2 separate regions of the Homo sapiens genome follow, and region 2 is linked to region 1. A link is a contact called in ENCODE Hi-C or POLR2A ChIA-PET data. All regions are on one chromosome and are shown on one strand. Each heading gives the region's core, a stretch centred on a gene start or an enhancer-like site at or near the end of the contact. The rest is flanking DNA. Distances are from core to core; before and after follow the strand shown. Region 1 holds the start of RPN1 (ribophorin I). Region 2 overlaps RAB7A (RAB7A, member RAS oncogene family).

What was found. Hi-C counts contacts between places; a loop is a spot of excess contacts on that map. ChIA-PET counts read pairs that join two places held with the same protein, here RNA polymerase II (POLR2A). Pooled maps may share reads with other maps.
Region 2: a loop to region 1 is called in a pooled map, with 6 times the contacts of the local background. The contact joins the enhancer-like site here to the promoter of RPN1 in region 1. A Hi-C loop is called at or near these places in 1 of 168 maps with a recorded cell type or tissue (mammary epithelial cell), 5 of 37 single-sample maps with no recorded cell type and 16 of 50 pooled maps. POLR2A ChIA-PET finds 5 or more read pairs at or near these places in 18 of 52 experiments (A673, AG04449, CD4-positive, alpha-beta T cell and 13 more).

Annotation. Positions count from the first base shown.
Region 1 is chr3:128,647,179-128,652,465 of GRCh38, reverse strand. It overlaps RPN1 (ribophorin I), which reads left to right and starts at 1,648. Exons shown (of 10, transcript NM_002950.4): 1 at 1,648-1,926. The coding sequence starts at 1,666. RefSeq lists enhancers at 1,175-1,254, 1,415-1,684, 2,355-2,424 and a silencer at 1,935-2,204.
Region 2 is chr3:128,785,638-128,790,982 of GRCh38, reverse strand. All of the region lies in intron 1 of RAB7A (RAB7A, member RAS oncogene family), which reads right to left. Among named protein-coding and RNA genes, the nearest start is that of MIR12124, 58 kb to the left of the region's middle. Within about 2 kb of position 2,067, at least 10 of the 41 ENCODE cell types and tissues checked have a DNase peak (open chromatin) inside an H3K27ac peak, as active enhancers do; they include CD4-positive, alpha-beta T cell and mammary epithelial cell, where a contact is called at or near this core.

The DNA.
Region 1 (5,287 bases), core at 399-2,898:
CACCAGGCCCGGCTGATTTTTGATTTTTTGTAGAGATGGGGTTTTACCCTGTTGCCCGGTCTAGTTTTGAACTCCTTGGCTCAAGGGATCCTCCCTACTTGGCCTCCCAAAGTGCTGGGATTGGTGGCATGAGCCACTGTGCCTGGCCTTGTCTGATATTTATGACTAGATTGAGGTAATGGATTTTCAATAATTTTGTGGCAATACCACAGAAGTGATGTGCCTTTCTCAATGGATCCTATTAGTAGATACCTAATGTTACTATATTTTATATGTGGTGATGTTAACTTTGATCACTTGTTTAAAGTGGTGCCTGCCAGGATTCTCCACTGTAAACTATTTTTTCCTTTGTAATTACTAAACATTTTATTTTTATTTTTTAATTTCCTTTTGAGAGGGAGTCTCGCCCAGTCGCCCAGGCTGGAGTGCAGTGGCACGATCTTGGCTCACTGCATCTCCTGCCTCCCGGGTTCAAATGATTCTGGTACCTCAGCCTCTGGAGTAGCTGGGATTACAGGCACGCACCACCACACCCGGCTAATTTTATTTTATTTATTTATTTATTTATTTTGAGAAGGAGTCTCACCCTGTCGCCTAGGCTGGAGTGCAATGGCGCGATCTTAGCTCACTGCAACCTCCGCCTCCCAGGTTCAAGCGATTCTCCTGCCTCAGCCACCCCAAGTAGCTGGAATTACAGGCGCCTGCCACCACGCCCGGCTAATTTTTTGTATCTTTAGTATAGACGGGGTTTCACCATGTTGGCCAGGCTGGTCTCGAACTCCTGACCTCAGGTGATCCACCCGCCTCGGCCTCCTAAAGCGCTGGAATTACAGGCGTGAGTCACCGTGCCCGGCCTAATTACTAAACATTTTAGTAGAGATGTTTTGAAACTTTGCATATATCCTGTTTCGGCTTCAAGTTCTGCCTACTAATTTTAGCATTCATCCGTGGATGTTGGGGAAGGCCAACTTTTACTTTCTCAATCTGAGCAAAATTTCACTGTTTTAAGGAGCAAAACGAGCAGAATTATTGGACAGGAAGAATGGTAGGAGAGAGTAGAGACCTAGGCAAGGGCCGCTCCTGTAAAAATTAGGTAAGTGAAAACTAGTAATAATAAGTACACTCGCGGCTGGGCGCAGTGGCTCACGCTTGTAATCCAGCACTTCGGGAGGCCGAGGTGGGCGGATCACGAGGTCAGGAGATGGAGGCCACAGTGAAACCCCATCTCTACTAAAAATATAAAAAAAAATTAGCCGGGCGTGGTGGCGGGCGCCTGTAGTCCCAGCCACCCGGGAGGCTGAGGCAGGAGAATGGTGTGAACCCGGGAGGCGGAGCTTGCAGTGAGCTGAGATCGTGCCACTGCACTCCAGCCTGGGCGACAGAGCGAGACTCCGTCTCAAAAAAAAAAAAAAAAAAAAAAAAAAAAAAAAAAAAAAGTAAGTACACTCGCACTACGAACAGAAGGATATCCCGAGCAGCTCTGAGAGGGCTTTAGCAATCAGGCGCCGGGTCGGCTTCCCGGTTGCCCCGGAGACAGGGTCCTTCCTTGTTCGGCGCCGCCATCTTGTGTCACCAGCCCTTGCCCAATGAACGGCTGCTCAGTGGCGGGAGGGCGGGCTACCGCGCCCGGGCCCTACCCGCCCTGGCGCACTGCTCTTCCCGGTCATGGAGGCGCCAGCCGCCGGCTTGTTTCTGCTCCTGTTGCTTGGGACTTGGGCCCCGGCGCCGGGCAGCGCCTCCTCCGAGGCACCGCCGCTGATCAATGAGGACGTGAAGCGCACAGTGGACCTAAGCAGCCACCTGGCTAAGGTGACGGCCGAGGTGGTCCTGGCGCACCTGGGCGGCGGCTCCACGTCCCGAGCTACCTCTTTCCTGCTGGCTTTGGAGCCTGAGCTCGAGGCCCGGCTGGCGCACCTGGGCGTGCAGGTGAGTGTGGGCGACCCCTCGCCGCCGCTCCCGGGACCCTTCCCGCCTCCCTTCCTGGCGGTCCCCCGACTCCGCCCGCGCCCCTCTAGGCCTCAGGAAATGCGGAGACCCGGGCGGCGGGCGGGGCACAGGGGGTCCGTGGGATTGCCTCGGGGCCCGCGAGGAGTCCTGGGTGGCCAGGGGCCCCGGCGCCTCCGCTGCCCCCGGTGCGCGCCCGCCCTCCTGCCTGGGCCACGTCAGCACCGGCCTGCCCCCGCGCGGGTCGCTGCTCACGTGGGCAGCTGCTGGGATCCGCGGCCGACCAGCCTCGGAGCTTGCCCCTGTTTGGGCCGTTCTCGGCACCGCTCGGGAGACCTCGGGCCGGTAGAACGCACCTCCCTTCCGTAAGGCGAGCGCGGCAGCCCCTCGGCCCGGTGCCAGCGGGCGCCAGACTTCATTTCTCACGGCCCGACGAGGTGGCTCAAGTAGAGGACAAATAAATGAATTAAAGTGAATTTCATTCTCTTAATTCAGTATCTGGTCCGTTGTAGGTGCTTCTTTCTAGACATAGAGAACCATCAGAAATGTAACAGGTTTCGCATTTTTAAGTTGGTAATCACTTGAAATCCCTATGAATGTGATGCATTTTAAGGTTCCTAGTGAACGCTTTCTAAATGTTAAAACTCTTTTTAAAGTTAGTTTTAAAACTCCTGCACGTAATATAAGTTCTCTTATGCTGTACAGAAAAGGAAAGTCCAATTTTCTCCCTTCCCCCTGCTGCTTCTCATTCTTACACCTCGGCAATAAATGGCTGTGTTTGGCTTAAATGTTTCCAGGTATTTCAGTGATCACCAAAGAAAATGTTGGGTTTGGGAGTAAAGGGAATGTACATACACAGAGGTTTGGTTTTTATTACTATTGTTGTTAAACAATTTCATTAAATGATTACCTAATTATTTGTTGAGAGAATAGTCATTATAGTGTCACATTTCTTCTAAGCACACTTCGTTCTCTGACTGAATATGGAGCTATAAAGATGGGTTTATAGAGATTACGTTTCTGAAATGACTCCTATTTTCTTTCATGCGTTGTCCATGATGAAATAAAGTTTTACTCAAAGGCTTGTGGAAAGATAGATCAAAACTTCATGTAAATTTGCCTTGCCATCTTTGAATGTCTTGAATGTTAAATCCCGTTCTTTATAGAAGCCAGTTGTGATTTAATGAGCTTGTTACAGTATAAGTGGACCACAGCAGGAGCTCGGCTATCCTGCCATCATGCCTGCGAGCTAGGTTAATGTACTTATTTTATCTTGTTTTTATTTTTTCTCCCAACTTTATTGAGGTATAATTGGTATACAAAAAACTGCCTATTATTAGTATATTCAAAATACGTATACACTGGTGTAACCATTACCACAATCCGGGTAATAAACATATCTGTCACCTCCAGAAGTTTCCTTTTGTCCTTTAGTTTGTTTGTTTCTGTGGTAAGATACTTTCTTACTGGGACTCTACTGTGTGTCAGATATTATGGTGGGTATTTTAAATATATTCTCATTTAGCCCTCATAGCAACCATTTAAGGTATAAATCCTCATATAGCAGGCAAGGAGGCTGTAGTCTGTCAGGTTAAGTTATTTAGCCCCTTACATGCGGTCTTACAGTGCAGAGTAAGTCAGGGCTCCAGCTTATTCCGTAAGTTGTGTGTTCTCACACTGTATAATGTTGCCTCTTCTGGCTTTTATGGCTGTGAGATAGGATTGTATTGGGTATAAGACTTGCAGTCACATTAACAGATTTATTTAAAATCATTTTCAATTTTGTAGTCCAAGACACCAGTTAAATGGATATATGTGCTATTTTGTACTCCTATCCCAGTGGGAAACAACTGGATGATAAACTTAACAAGGAGATGTATATTTTCCAACAGTTGTGTTGGAAACTGATGAGGTTGCTGAAATGTTTTTCAGTGGGTTCTTTTCTTTTTCTTTTTTTTTTTGAGACGGAGTTTCACTCTCGTTGCCCATGCTGGAGTGCAATGGCGCTATCTTGGCTCACTGCAACCTCTGCCTCCTGGGTTCAAGCAATTCTCCTGTCTCTCCTCTGGAGTAACTGGGATTACAGGTGCATGCCACCACGCCTGGCTAATTTTTGTATTTTTTTTTTGATGCAGAGTCTTGCTCTGTCGCCAGGCTGGAGTGCGGTGGTGCAATCTCGGCTCACTGCAACCTCTGCCTCCCAGGTTCAAGTGATTCTCCTGCCTCAGCCTCCGGAGTAGCTGGGACTACAGGCGCGTGCTGCCACGCCCAGCTAATTGTTGTATTTTTTTTGTAGAGACAGGGTTTCACGCATGTTGGCCAGGATGGTCTTGATCTCTTGACCTCATGATCCGCCCACCTCGGCCTCCCAAAGTGCTGAGATTACAGGTGTGAGCCACTGCGCCCGGCCAATTTTTGTATTTTTAGTAGAGACAGGGTTTCATCATATTGGTCAGGCTGCTCTCGAACTCCTGACCTCAGGTGATCTACCTGCCTCGGCCTCCCAAAGTGCTGGGATTGCAGGCGTGAGCCACCATTCCTGGCCTTCAGTGGGTTATTTTCAAACCCTTGTAGAATTTTAGGAGCTAGCAGAAGGGACCATGGTGGTTACTGACTAGGAGCCAGTGGTTGCTTCTCTTTTTACCACCAAGGACCCATCTAATGATTTTTCCTCTCTTTTGGATCCTGTATCTGAAATATTTTGGCATGCTAATATTTTATTAAGTAACAATATTTTTCAATAAAACAAATAAGTCTGTATAACTGAACACAATGAGAGTTCCTGATACACACACATATACTAGAATGTTCCTTTTTTTTTTTTTTTTCTTGAGGCAAGTTCTCAATCTGTTCCCCAGGGTAGAGCACAGTGGCCCAGTCAGAGCTCACTGCAGCCTCGAATTTCTGGGCTCAAGCTATCCTCCCACCTAGCCCCCTGAGTAGCTAGGACTACATGTGCGCACCACTACGCCTGGCTAATTAAGAGCAATTTTTTGTTTTTTCAGAGATGGGGTCTTGCTGTGTTGCCCAGGCTGGTCTTCAACACCTAGCCTCAAGCAGTCCTCCCAAAGTGTTGGGATTACAGGTGTGAGCCACTGCACTTGGCCTGGCTGGAATATTCCCACTGTGATAAGATTCTAGTCAAAGTAATGAAACTTGTTTGTATTAGACTGTACAGCTTTATTGAGGATGATTGTATGATTGTTTTTAGGCTTTTTGATATATTTTAAAAGTTCTCCAATACAGCTTTTTGTATCTTACTGGGAATCACTACTTCAGTCCTAAAAGATAGTCTAATTTTTGTTTTTTTCAGTTGAGGGTGGGTTGGCAGAGAGATCAGTGG
Region 2 (5,345 bases), core at 818-3,317, 140 kb before region 1:
GAGCCTTAATGTAAAGACTTGCATTCATGCATTCTCTCCTATTTAAACAAGTCCAGGGTTGTTGTTGTTGTTGTTGTTTTTGAGGTGGGAAGGGGAGGCTGGGGAGCATTTAATATAAACAATCCCGTTTTTATTCATAAAAATAAATAAATACACAAGAAATGTCCCTTCCCCTAAAACACAAATGACAAGAGACTTGCCTTTACAGTCTTGAAAAGCATGTTATAAAAATACAGTATTAACAGTGGGGTGCTGGAATAGGACTAAACCGATCAATGAAACAGACACCAGAAATGAACAATTTTGACAAATATGGCATTATAAAATTCAGTGGCAAAAAGATGAACAATTCACTAAATGGTAAGAGCCAGAAAAATTTTGGTGAGAATTAAGATCTCTACATCTCCTCTTCCAAGAGATTCCCAAAGGAGTAAAGATTTAAATGTAAAAATGGTTACACATGAAGCAGAAAGGAATATACACAAATATTAGCAAGTTGTTCCATGTGGTGGGATTACAGATGTTTTTGTTTCCTTATACTTAACTGTGACTCTTAGAGGAGCACATTACCTTTACACTCAAACAGCCACCTCCACTTTGGAGAAAAATGTTAATCTGTTGATTTTTTCAAATCAATTTCTGATGACAAAAATCTCCACTCATCATGTAAGACAAATTACATTTAAATGCAGATTTTCATCTTCACTCAGGGCTGGCTAAGCATTTCAGAGTTGTTGCAAATGGTACTAAACAGCTGATACTAAGAATTCCACATCTTCTTTCACCAGGACATTGATGGCTTTAAACTGGCAAAAGTTAAAAGGTATATTTTTGTACTTAATGTTCTCCCAGATCAAGAATGGGACACTTGTTTCTAGAAAAGAGCCAGGGGCCAGGCGTGGTGGCTCATGCCTGTAATCCCAGCATTTTGGGAGGCTGAGGTAGGTGGATCACGAGGTCAAGAGACTGACAAATCCATCCTGGCCAACATGGTGAAACACCAGCTATACTAAAAATACAAAAATTAAGCTGCGCGTGGTGGCACGCGCTTGTAATCTCAGCTACTTGGGAGGCTGAGGCAGGAGAATCGCTTGAACCTGGAAGGTGGAGGCTGCAGTGAGCCGAGATCACACCACTGCACTCTAGCATGGGCAACAAGAGTGAAACTCCATCTCAAAAAAAAAAAAAAAAGCCAGGAACAAAACACACTAAATGCAACTTTTGCTACAAGAAGCTGCCCAAGCAGAGTTAGCTTCAAAATGTCCAAAAGCAATTTCTGCTTTTGTTATCAATTTCTATTTCCATCTTCATGGATTTCTGAAGACTGAAATTATTTTTTAAAAGCCTATGGCCAGGCATGGGTGACTCATGCCTGTAATCCCAGCACTCTGAGAGGCTGAGGCGGGCAGATCACTTGAGGTCAAGAGTTCGAGACCAGCCTGGCCAACATGGTAAAAACCCATCTCTACTGAAAATACAAAAATTAGCTGGGTGTGGTGAAACACACCTGTAATAACTACTCGGGAGGCTGAGGCAGGAGAATCACTTGAACCCAGGAGGCAGAGGTTGCAGTGAGCCGAGATCGCATCACTGCGCTCCAGCCTGGGCAACAGAGCGAAATGAAGTCAAAGATTTAAAAAAAAAAAAAAAAAAAAGGCTACAAAGTTTGAAATTTCTAACTGGAAAACAGTTCTCTAAAGCACCGACCACTTCCTCTCACAGGAGAATCTGCAGCCAGCAGAGTAGAAAGGAAGAAAGAGTTACATAAGATCTCTGAGACCTGGTCCTTCAAGGAAAGCATTTTAGATAACATCCATTAATCCATGTATATATTAATATCCTCTAAAAATTTTCTAGAATAAGGTATATTCATAACACATTTCTTTCCTTCTGCCACCAAACCAAACCTCACCAGTGTGCATCGGAAGAAGCTCCTCAGAGCGAAACTACCAGTATTGGTACCAGTATTTGAACGATGAAACAATTCTTTCTTTCAAGTACAATGTTTCTCATAACAAATCAAAAGCTGGCATCTTCCTTTATTCGCCTGCAGTCATCACCTTCTTCATCTATGCCACAGAAAAGCCAAATGGCCACATAAGCAGACAAAATAAGGAAACATGAGCAGGTAAAAAGATCAAGAAAAATATTGTTCAAGGGCTTGGGTGGGCAGAGGTCGGTGGTCAGAAAGAGGTTAACCAGGAATACACAGGGGTACCTAGGGGAAGGGCAAAGGACTGCTATGGTGAAAATGAGGACAGCAGGGAAGGGCTAGGAAGTTGGGGGTCAGTTAGCAATTCGAAAGTCTGAATTCTTGCAGGTAGGATAACAGCTCACGTGGAGGTGAAGGCTTTATGGTGTTGCAGGAATTGAAAGCAAAGTATAGTAGTACCCACTTATCCATGGGGGGTAGGCCCCAAGACCCCCAGTGAATGCCTGAAACACAGCAAGTACCAAACTTGTCATCCGTCAGGACACATTGATGATGTTCATGTTTTCCACCTACAAATTTAATGCTTTTTCCATTGTAACTAACCACTCATCATATACTGTGGCTTTTACCTTTTGCAGTATGAGGTGTCACAGCAAAATTAGCATGATTTTCTTTTTCCTTCTTCACAATTTCAAAGATAGAAAATATGTTCTCACAAATTTTAGCAACCTCGGCATACAATTTTTTCACTTTCCTTATTAAGTCAACAATTTTTACCTTTTCACTTCAAGAGCTTCTCTGTGGCATAACCAAATTGCCAGCATCTTGTGCTTTGGGACCATTATTAAGTCAATTATGAGTTACTTGAACACAAGCATTGCAACATTGATGTGATAACCAAGACAGCTACTAAGTGACTAACGGGCAGGTAGCATCTATGGTGTAGAAACCCTGGACAAAGCGATGATTCACTTCCTGGGTGGGATAGCACAAGCTTCATCAAGCTAATCCAAACAGCACGCAATTTAAAACTTATGGCAGGGTGCAGTGGCTCATGCCTGTAATCCCAGAACTCTGGGAGGCTGAGGCAGGAAGACTGCTTAAGGCCAGGAGTTTTGAGACCAACCTGGGCAACATGTTGAAACCCAGTCGCTACAAAATATTTAATACATTACCTGGGCATGGTGGTACACTCCTGTAAGTCCCAGTTACTCGGCAGGCCGAGGTGGGAAGATGGCTTGAGCCCAGGAGTTTAAGGCTCCAGTGAGCTATGATCGCTCCACTGCCCTCCAGCCTGGGTGACAGAACAACCCTCTGTCTCAAAAAGCAGACAAACAAAAAGAAACTTAAGAATAGTATTTCTATAGTTTCCCGTTTAATATTTTCAGACCACGATTGACTGCAGATAAAGAGGATTACTATATCTGCAAAGCCATCAAAACAACAGTGTAAAATGCAGGAGATGAAATTGAACCAGGTGTTCATCACATCCACAGTCAGACAGCAACGAAGTGGCAGAGCTGGAATTACCAGGAGTGTCAGCCCAGGTCCTACCATGCCATTTTGCAGTACCAGCTCTCACCCAAAGGAGGATTCTGGCTTGTGAGGGCTGGGACTTTTAACAAGTCTTTTATGGCAATTCAGGCATACACACCAAGTTTGGAAACCACTGATGTGAAGAGTCTACAACTACTGTTCTGATTTACATGTTGTGCCCGATCCAAAACCGTAATGATAGCACTAGATATTTGAACAAATGCTAAAGGTTCAACAAAGCCATGACAGTTAAACCAATTAATGTTCTATAGTTTGTTAACATTTTTAGTTGGTTGGTGTTTCCAAGTTGCCTGTCTGCAACAACTGGGTCCTAATCACAGTTGGCTTTTCTGCTCCCCTGCACTGTTCCCACCCTAACTATGGTATCAAATTGTAGAAAACTCAGGAAGGTACGAAAGAATGAAGACAAAAAGCTACTGACAATTCCATCTCCCAGAAGCAATCACTATTAGTATTAGAGTATATGTCTTTCTAGTTTTCCTTCAAATGGTTGAGGTTATATACCATGTATAACTTTGCATCTTGCTTTTTCTATATTAAATATCTTCCCATGTTATTAACATTAAGGTTGCATGATATTCAGCACATGGATAATCTCAAAATTTCCCTTGCTGCTAAGTATGCATTGTTTTCAATTATGATGAGATGAACCTACATATACACTCTGTCAGCATAATCTGATCAGACTCACAAATGTTTTAATCACTCGGCATTTCTTGGATTAGTAGAATACATTTCATCCATGTGTCTCTCATTCTGCTGATGGTCTTTGCCTACCCTGCCTACTAGAATGTGACTTATTGCACATATGATCTAAATATAGCACTGGGAAGGAAGCATCATAGGGATACAGAGTTCGGAAGTAGCAGGCTTCTGAGCAGATTCCAAAGTAACATTCCACACTTTCACCAGCACGGAACATGGGTAAATGTCTCTCTGTCCATCTCATTTTCTTCCAAGACTTCATGCTCTGTATATGACCATTAGAGAAGACCCAGCAGTCATCTTGCCCTCAAAACTGATTGACTTCAAGGCTCAGAGTGAAGTAGGCAAGCAATATTTGCTCATAAAGTTTTGGAGAAGGTCATGAGGAGAGACCAGAAAGGCATCGAAAGTCACATAATACTACTGCACTGGGCATCAAGCAGAACAGCAGTGTCTGTTGTAGGCAGACTCTTCTCAACTTCCCAAACTGAGGAATCTAATTAGGGCCTGAATAGTGAAGACCCCCTGAAACAGCAAGACATCACTACCACTTACAGAATGCACTTTGTGCCGGGGACTGTACTACAGACTTTCCTGGGGCAATTTGTTTACTCCTCCAACAAACCAAGCCTATAGGGATACAATGAGAATTCCCATTTAACAGATGAAGAAAAAGAAGCTCATCAGGAGTCACTTGGTTTCTAAAAATATTCATTCTGGGGAGGGGGCAAGAATAGAAAGACCAGTAGTCTGACAAGGAAGAAGGAAGGGGATGAGTGGATGGCTCTGGCCAAGCCACTTTTGTGGAATTATGAAGTCATTTGGGGGCACTCGGGAAGTAGGCCGTCAGTCTGTTGTTCCATTTAGAATTACCACCTCTAGGAAGAAACTCAGTAGGAAAAGACAGAAGCCTTTGAAAAGAAACATTAAGGATCTAGGGGGGCAGGATAAACACTTTCATTACAATGAAAATATCTAGTGAGAGAAGCACATCAAGGAGCTGACCAAATACCTTAAAGAATTTTTTTTTTTTTTTTTTTTGAGACAGTCTTGCTCTGTCGCCCAGGTTGGAGTACAGTGGCGCGATCTCTGTTCACTGCAACTTCCCCCTCCAGGGTTCAGGCAACTCTGTCTCAGCCTCCCGAATAGC